Regions from separate parts of the Homo sapiens genome. Here region 1 is linked to region 2. A link is an interaction called in ENCODE POLR2A ChIA-PET data of the cell type or tissue named here. Cell type or tissue: OCI-LY7. All regions are shown on one strand. Each heading gives the region's core, and the rest is flanking DNA. Links, peaks and the distances in the headings are about the cores only.

Evidence for each region. ChIA-PET counts read pairs that join two places held together with the same protein. Peaks named below come from ENCODE experiments on the same cell type or tissue, not always from the same donor. Only the 100,000 strongest peaks of a DNase experiment are listed, where the experiment ranks them.
Region 1: POLR2A ChIA-PET joins it to region 2 with 6 read pairs; 7 of 35 experiments call an interaction of 5 or more read pairs at or near these places.

What each region holds. Positions count from the first base shown.
Region 1 is chr12:32,481,721-32,486,121 of GRCh38, forward strand. The region is part of intron 1 of FGD4 (FYVE, RhoGEF and PH domain containing 4); the gene reads left to right. Among named protein-coding and RNA genes, the nearest start is that of FGD4, 84 kb to the left of the region's middle. RefSeq lists a silencer at 635-794. In OCI-LY7, for the core only: no CTCF peak of the experiment used is centred there; DNase peaks (open chromatin) are centred at 731 and 1,981; H3K4me3 peaks cover 2,248 bases; H3K27ac peaks cover 2,619 bases.
Region 2 is chr12:32,557,099-32,561,499 of GRCh38, forward strand. The region is part of intron 1 of FGD4 (FYVE, RhoGEF and PH domain containing 4); the gene reads left to right. Among named protein-coding and RNA genes, the nearest start is that of DNM1L, 120 kb to the right of the region's middle. In OCI-LY7, for the core only: CTCF peaks have their summits at 1,953, 3,610 and 3,810; DNase peaks (open chromatin) are centred at 2,033 and 3,633; H3K4me3 peaks cover 2,254 bases; H3K27ac peaks cover 3,760 bases.

The DNA.
Region 1 (4,401 bases), core at 315-4,314, 75 kb before region 2:
TGAGGTGGAAGGATCTCTTGAACCTGGGAGGCAGAGGTTGCAGTGAGCCAAGATTGTGCCACTGTACTCCAGCCTGGGTGACAGAGCAAGACTGTCTCAAAAAAAAAAAAAAAAGAACATCTAAGTTAATTGAAATAATTTCAGTTCCTTGATCACACGAACCCATGTTTCAAGTGCTCATGTGGCCACCTTATTATATAGCACAATTATAGAACATTTTCATTATTGCATAAAGTTCAATTGGGCAGTCTGCTTTAAATAAAACCCTCTATAGTAGTGCCAGTTGTCACATGTCTTGGTACCTACACATTTCTTAGAGAACAGTCTCAAATTTACAAATCAAAGTAATTGTCTATACCAGTAAAATTAAATAGAATGGATAAATTAAGCATTTTTTAAAAAAGTGCCGTGACTTTCAAGGCCACATTATATATTTTAATAAACAAAGGAAATGAAATATTTGCTTCATGTTTGAAATAGGAATAAGGTGTTTTTCCTTATCTGCCAAAGCAGTTGCTGTCTTTTTCCATAATCACAATATAGCATATTTAGGAGATGGGAAAAACAGAGACAGATGGGTAGGGAAAAGAGAAATTCTGGCATGAAAAGTATTTTGAATATCCCATGCTTCTTGTTTTCTATTTCTTAGTGACCAGCTTACCAATGGTAGCTTACCATTGAAGAGGAAGTGTGGTTTAGCAACCAGACCTTAAACCAAAATTCTATTTCTGGCTCGAAGTGACCTTGAGGAAGTTACACATATGTTCTTCTCATTTGTACAGCGAATAAGCAAATTAAGATAAAAGCAACTATTGCTGAGCGGACTGTAGGACTGCAAGATATGTTACTCTAAAATGATCCCACTATTCCAGATTATATATAAAATGATTTGCTTACAAGTAGATTAAATACAGAGTTTCCAGGAATTTAGTTATGCAAAGAATCCCATGAGGTAGAAAGAGGAACTTTACCAGGCATAAAAATTTTTAAGTTTTGAGTTTGGGGGGAGAATACAAGAAAACGAAGACATAGGGTAAAAATTTTTATTTCATCCCACGTTAATAATTTTGACAAACTTTGGGAGGATAAGCAGACGTTCTGCACTTTAGAAATCACGTTTTGAAGTTAAATAGTTCAGGATTTGCATTCCAGACCTGCCGTTTACTATCTGGAAAGTTACTTTCTCAGTTATAGATGATGTATAGATGTTCTCAGTTTCAACACCTATTAATGACTTTTTGTTGAGGTTGTTATGAGGAGAGCACATAGCAAGTTAAGTATACAGCTATAATTACTGATAATTTTATCAAGATACGGAATATAATGATGGTGTTAGGAAAATATAAATAGCTTAGTGTATTCTCCTTTTATGAAGCTTTATTTTTAGCCACATGATAATTTTTGTGTGTGTGTGTGGGTAGAATACTAATTTTAGCTTGTAACGAATTGGTTAAAATTGCAGTTCCTATAGCCATTCTGAAATTCAAGCATGTGTGAGTAAATTGATCAGGATCACTTGATTTAAAGCCAGTAGGGATAAATCTGTATTTTGTAAAATCTACAAGGCAGAGAATCTGTGCAGAGAACTCAGAAAAATAGCACAATCACACATCTATGGGTGCAATTTTATTTCAGTGTAATCCCTGCAACATTTTTCTACGGCTAGATCCATATAATCTCTGAATGAATAGTGAAAGGTTTAGTTGATTGTAAAGATACATAAAAATCTACAATGTACAATGCCAAATCATCAGAAAATATTCCATATAACTTTTCTTTTTCTTTGCCCTCCAAACTGCCAAAACATTGAAAAAAGAGGTCAAGAACAAAGGCCAGCATACTCATGAGGATCCTTCTGGCCCTGGTTCACAGTAGCAGTGCAGGACAGTTCCAGTTTTAGCCCATAACTCATTGGCATATGGTCAGTTTGAAGTTTCCTGCAGTACTTTTCTGAGCTAGAGAGAGGGAACCAAAAATGCTGACATCCTCATTTGACATCTTCACTCCAGCCTGTGTAAGTGCCAGCACTTCCTGTGTAAAACCTATCCTGACTGTAGAGGACACACCCAGCCCTTAGCTGACCTGGATGAGGATGATGGCTGGAATTGGTGAGGTTTGGAAAGCATTAGCCCTCAGATGGACACCACCACAGTATATGAACATACTGTGTATTACTATACCTTTCACTTCATAAAGATCAGCTTTTAAAGTTTATGAAAATAACATTTATTGACAGCAAGTGATTGTTGGAGGTAGGTTACTAGCTCTCAAAATCACCACTGCATTACAGTATTATACTAGATGATGGTGTGTTCAAGAAAGAGTTAATTATTTGGATGTATAATACCTTGGAAATTACACCAAAAAAAATCCGTTGGGAGCTCTGAAGTGTGCATATCTTGTCTGCCTCATATAGTATGGCTTTATCTTGACTGCCTTGTCAGTCTTGGCCTCAATTTTCTTATCCATGCAATGGGAGGATTTCTAAATGTCTTAAGACTTTATGATGTTAGTGTGTATTTCTCCAAGTAGTTTTCTTCATGCTTCCACTTGTTGGTTCATAAGCTGCATCAGGTGTGTGTTTTACTATACCCATCAAAATGTCCTCACCTACTCTCAAAGTGCTTTAAGGTAACATACAATTTTTAGTTTGCTATTCCATATAACATAGAAACATAATAATTTTAAGAAGTGATGTTACAAAGTTGAGCTGAGTCTAGGTATTATGGTTTGATTCTGACTACAACATCTGACTATCACATGAAAAGGGACATTTGTGTTATGTAAATGTTGAATTTACATCATGATTAATGTTTAGGTGTTTTAAAACATCTGTTATGTGATAAATTAACTAAAATACCCCTTTTTAGGCTGGGTGCAGTCACTCATGCCTGTAATCCCAGCATTTTCGGAGGCCGAGGTGGGTGGATTACCTGAGGTCAGGAGTTCAAGACCAGCCTGGCCAACATGGTGAAACCCCACCTCTACTAAAAATACAAAAATTAGCCAGACGTGCTGGTGGGCACCTGTAATCCAAGCTACTTGGGAGGCTGAGGCAGGAGAATAGCTTGAACCTGGGAGGCAGAGGTTGCAGTGAGCCAAGATCACACCACTACACTCCAGCCAGGGTGACAGAGGGATACTCTGTCTCAGAAAAAAAACAAAATAAAAATAAAAAATCCCATCTTATTTTTTAAGAAATGGCGCCTCACTCTGTCGCCCAGACTGAGGTATGGTGGTATGATAGTAGCTCACTATGTAACGTCAACCTTCTATGCTCAAGTGATCCTCCTGCCTCAGCCTGTTGAGTAGCTGGGATGACAGGCACATGCCATAACACCCAGCTAATTTTTTAAAATTTATTTTTGTAGAGATGGGGTCTCACCATGTTGCCTAGGTTGGTCTCTAATTTCTGGCCTCAAACATAAAACATTCATTTTAATCCATAATTTTACTTTATAGGCATAACAAGGATGAGAAATTTGCCTATCAATCAGTGCCTTCCTCTTTTAAAAACCTGACTTGTTTTTATATAGAAATTACTTGGGATTGCTAGGTAACCCGCATAACCATTCCTGGAAAAAAATGGAAGGCCCTTTTTTGCTTTTGGGAATATGGAGAGCTTATACACAGTTTCACTATTCAGCATTGCTTGCAGTATTTCTTACAATTTTCTGATGTCTGTCAAAAAGAATCCTCAGATCTTTTAAGACCAATTTTTTTTTTTTTTTTTTTTTTGAGACAGAGACTCGCCCTGTTGCCCAGGCTGGAGTGCAGTGGCGGGATCTGGGCTCACTGCAAGCTCCGCCTCCCAGGTTCACGCTATTCTCTTGCCTCAGCCTCCCGAGCAGCTGGGACTACAGGCGCCTGCCACCACGCCTGGCTAATTTTTTTTTTGTATTTTCAGTAGAGACGAGGTTTCACCATGTTAGCCAGGATGGTCTCGATTTCTTGACCTCGTGACCCACCCGCCTAGGCCTCCCAGAGTGCTGGGATTACAAGTGTGAGCCACTGCGCCTGACCAAGACCTATTTTTAAAGGGAAGTTTGTTATAAGCCTAAATGCCATAAATGTAATAAAGTTACATGTATTTGGCATCATACTTCCTAGTCCACCCCCGGTATTCTAGAGCTCTCTCAGTACATTTTGAAACACCTTCGTGGAATTTTGAAATGCGTTGCTTGCGTAGTTCCTTGAGCCTGCATCACTGCCAGAAGAAGACTTATGAAACAGAACTCTGTACTTCCCATTAGTTAGTTCTTTATCATGTTGAACACTAGATGTGTATGTGTCTAGTGTCTAAATACAGAATGCCTATAGTTTCTACCAACAAATTATGGATCCAAATCCTTGCTCCAGAAGCAGGAAATAGGTTAATCAGAAGATTGCTGGATGTTATGA
Region 2 (4,401 bases), core at 296-4,295:
CGCCTCACCCTCCCAAAGTGTTGGGATTACAGGCCTGCGCCACGATGCCCAGCAGGGATATGCTTTTTTAAAAGTCTCTGTGATATGTATACTTGGTGACTTTCATAGATTTTTAAAAATATAAGTGATATATAAATACATTTTTATTATAAAAGATTTAAATGATATAGCTGTTAACAGACCAAAATATGAAAATTCTCATTCATTCTCTCACCTCACCTCCATCTGCAATTCCCAAAGTTACATTTGGTGTGCTATCTTCCCTCTCTTTCAGTACATTTCTATACATTTGTCTATAACTTATTCTTTTTAAAAACTGAGATATTATACATATTCTACAGTTTAATAATGTCTTGGAGACCTCTCAATTATTTATATTTTGGAAATATTCCCAGTCTGCTGCATATGTTCTATAGTGTTATATTTACCTTTACATGTACAGGGCTATTACTGTAGATTAGAGTCCTAGAAGTGCATGCAGTTCCTAGGTCCAAGGAACTTTCTTTAACTCTTCATCAGATTTTCTTTTTGAAGAACCTTTGTGGCTTGATAATTATGTTTCTAGAAAATTTATTATTCAGGTTTAGAAGTTTGGGGAGCTGTTTGAAATAACACTCAAATAAATTTCCTGGCTATGGATTTGTTCCCCATAGCAAGAGAGTTGTAAACTATGAGTTTTATAACCTTAATGTCTTTTTTTTAAAAAAGGCAATTGATCTCTTAATCTAGGTGTTTTAGCTAGCATATGGGAGATGTAATCTGCAATCTATGGGACAAATGGGGGAGTTTTGGGAGTTATGATAGAAGACTGTTGAAAAATGTTTTATAATAATGTTTTACAGTAGAGAAACCTGGTAGATGCCACCTCATCAGCCGACCAGGGTTAACATCACATGATAATCATATTGCTATCATGCAGTGATATTAATATAATAAAGTGAGATGGGTGCATTGCCTCTGTGATATTCTTACCCCAAACCCATAACCACAGTCTCATAATGAGAAAATAACAGAAACCCAATTTGAGGGACATTCCACAAAATACCTGACCATGTTCTTCAAAAGTGCTATGGTGCCAAAAGTCATGCAAGACAAATCTAAGTAATTCTCACAGGTTGTAGTACACTAAGGAGACAGTGAAAACTAAATGCAAATAAAGTGGTTTTTGGTTTTTTAAAGTATGTTTATCCTTATGGACAATATGCTCCCATAAAGATCGTCTACCCTAGAAAACTGTGTCTTCCCTCTTAAATCCAAGAGATGCTTGTCCCAAAGGGTGGACCCCATTGAGATCTCCTGGGCTAGAGACCCAGTGCATGGATGGATGAGACAGTATAAGCAAGACCGTATAAAGCTGTGATCTGAGCTCATGGACACTGTGGTAAGAGGTCAGGCTCGAAGAATCAGAGAACTGAGTGGATTTTGCAATGGATAGCCAAAGAGAGGGTCCAAACTTAAAATGCGAAACAATAATTCAAGAATGATTTGGTAAAATGTAATATAACAGCCTATAACAGAGTCTAGCAAATAGTAGCCAAAAGTCACCCTAACCAATCGTAGGGCATATCTACCACACAAAAGTGTGACTTAGCGCATGACTGTTTAAATGCCAAAAAAGACAGATAAAGGAAAGTTAAGCCATAGTGGCAACCTCTGCAGTTGGAACGAGGGAGCTATATCAGTCAACAGTGAGGCTAATTGAGAATATTTGAGGTTGGCGTATGTCTAGGGATTCCTATAGGAGATACAACCCAGCAAGCATAGGTCAGCAACCCAAGGTCAGAGTACAAAATGGGTTAATACTAAAAAGTGGTTAAAAAGATGACCAGTCCTCAAGAGGAGATAGTATTTAAATCGGATACCTCTCCTTCCCCATGCTAACTAACATACTGTAATTTGTTATGGCTGTTTCTAAGGTAACTGTTTATAATTATAAATCAGCCCTACTGGTTCTTCTTGATATTGTAATTTGCAATCAAAGAACCTCTAGAGTTAATGTAAAACTTCTTGAATGAGAGACCATCTGGTTACAATTTTGGTTTCAATTCCCTGTTAGGCAACTGACACCCAAATAAGGACTGTTTCCAAATATGAGTAGGCTAAGTCAGTCATAAACAAACAAAAAGTTTCAGTTTTTGTTGCTATTATCCAAGATGTTAGCAGATGAAGTGTTTAATGAAAGGGTGCTTCTTTTAGGCAAACTTCTTTTACCATGATTTGTTTAACCTATACCAGTGGTCCGTACATTTTTTTCCTGTAAAGGGCCAAATAATTATTAATAGTATTTTTAGCCTTGCAGCCACGTATGATCTCTATGTATTTGTCATTGCCTTTTTGTTTTTTTAAACAAATGTTTAAAAATGTAAATGTTCTCTGTGTCCTTCACCATGTTTTCATGCTTTGTGATAGTGGCTGAAATTTAGAGACTTGTTTTAATAAACAATGTTCTGAAATGTTGATCTAATTGCCTCTGGCAAAAGATGTGTAATCATGACTTTGATGAACTTATTTTAAAAATAGATGCACAGTTGATCTCTTATTGCACGCATTTTGGCACATTCGTGGGAGATATTCTCTGTAAACATGACACTTGCGAAACCTACCATACCCTGAAAGTTTGCTGTCTAGAAATTAAGTGCCTAGTTTTCATTCAAATTAATATTTAGGTAAGACATGTTTTATTTCTAAATAGACTGTCAAACATTTTTCATATTTTAATGTGTAATGGTGATGACCTTTTTAAAAAGACTCAACGTAATTTGTTTTCTCATTTAACCCATTAACTGCCCCCTTTGTGTAGTATTGTTGCTGCTTTCTCTTATAAATTGATGATGTCTCAGGGTCTCAATTTACAATTACATTAGTTTCTTCCTCTAGTTTGTAGTTGAGCTGTGGCTCTGCACTGTTGGGGCCTGTACAGCCATCCTTCACTAGACCCCGGGAGGTGGCCTTTAGTAGGCTCAAAGGTGGCCTTTAAGCCATTCTTAGTATCACTGTGAAAAAGCATCCAGATTTTCCCCCTGAAAGGCCAAGTGGTTGCATGATGTGTTGTGGATTTTAGGGATATACTTTGCCTATTTCACATACTTTTTTCCAAGAAGATAGATAAGCTTACACATGTAAAGGTTTCAACTGTATTTCTTCTGTTTATAATTTTATTTATTTTGAGATGGTGTCTCGCTCTGTCACTCATTTTGGAGTGCAGCGCAATGGTGTGATCACGGCTCACTGTGGCCTCAAACTCCCAGGTTTAAGCCATCCTCGCACCTCGGCCTTCTAAGTAGCTGGGACTACAGATGTATGCCACCACACCCAGTTAATGTTTTTTGTATTTTTTTGAAGAGACAGGATTTTGCCATGGCTGCCTACCTGGTCTCAAACTCCTGGGCTTAAGTGATCTGCCTGCCTCAGCCTCGCAAAGTGTTGAGATTACGTGAGCCACTGCACCCAGCCTTTTTATAATTTTAATAATAATCTGTCAATCTTTCATTACTTTTGCCTTCTAAATTCTTGTTATATTTTACTAAACAATGCTTAATCTCGCTGATAAACCATTTTAGCAGAAGTATGTCTGATGAGGACCACCCCTGCCTTTTTTTTTCTTTTCTCAGAGTTGCAAGGTCTCCCTCTGTTGACCAGGCTGGAGTGCAGTGGTGTGATTATAGCTCACTGCTTCCTCAACCTCCTGGGCTCAAGAGATCCTCTCACCTCAACCTCCCCAGTAGCTGGGACCACAAGCGCGCACCACCATGCCCAGCTAATTTTTATTTTTTTTAAGTAAAGGCAGGGTCTTATGTTGCCCAGGCTGGTCTCAAATTCCTAGCGTCATTTAATTTCTGTTTTGGTATTGGCTCTGAAAGAACTGTTGAGACAATACTTGGAACTCTTGATATTTTCCAAAATCTGTTTTACCAAGATAAATTTTAAGGAGAGCAACAGAAAATAAAGCAGAAATGTGGTTTCTTTGTTGGGTTTTGTTTTTTTTTTTTTTTTTTTTTTTTTTGAGATGGAGTTTCACTCTTGTTGCCCAGGCTGGAGTGCAATGGTGCGATCTCAGCTCACTGCAACCTCCCCCCATCCTGGGTTCAGGTGATTCTCCTGTCTCACCCTCCTGAGTAGCTAGGATTACAGGCGCCCACCACCACATCTGGCTAATTTTTGTATTTTTAGTAGAGACGGGGTTTTACCATGTTGGCCAGGCTGGTCTTGAACTCCTGACCTCAGGTGATCCACCCGCCTTGGCCTCCCAGAGTGCTGGGATTACAGGCATGAGCCACCGCACCTGGCCCAAATGTGGTTTCTAATCAATATTATTTAATAATGAATTGGATTAAGAATTTTTTGGGTTTTTTTTACTCAATAGAAAGTTGATTGGGTTTTTTAAAAATAGCTTGTTTTCAA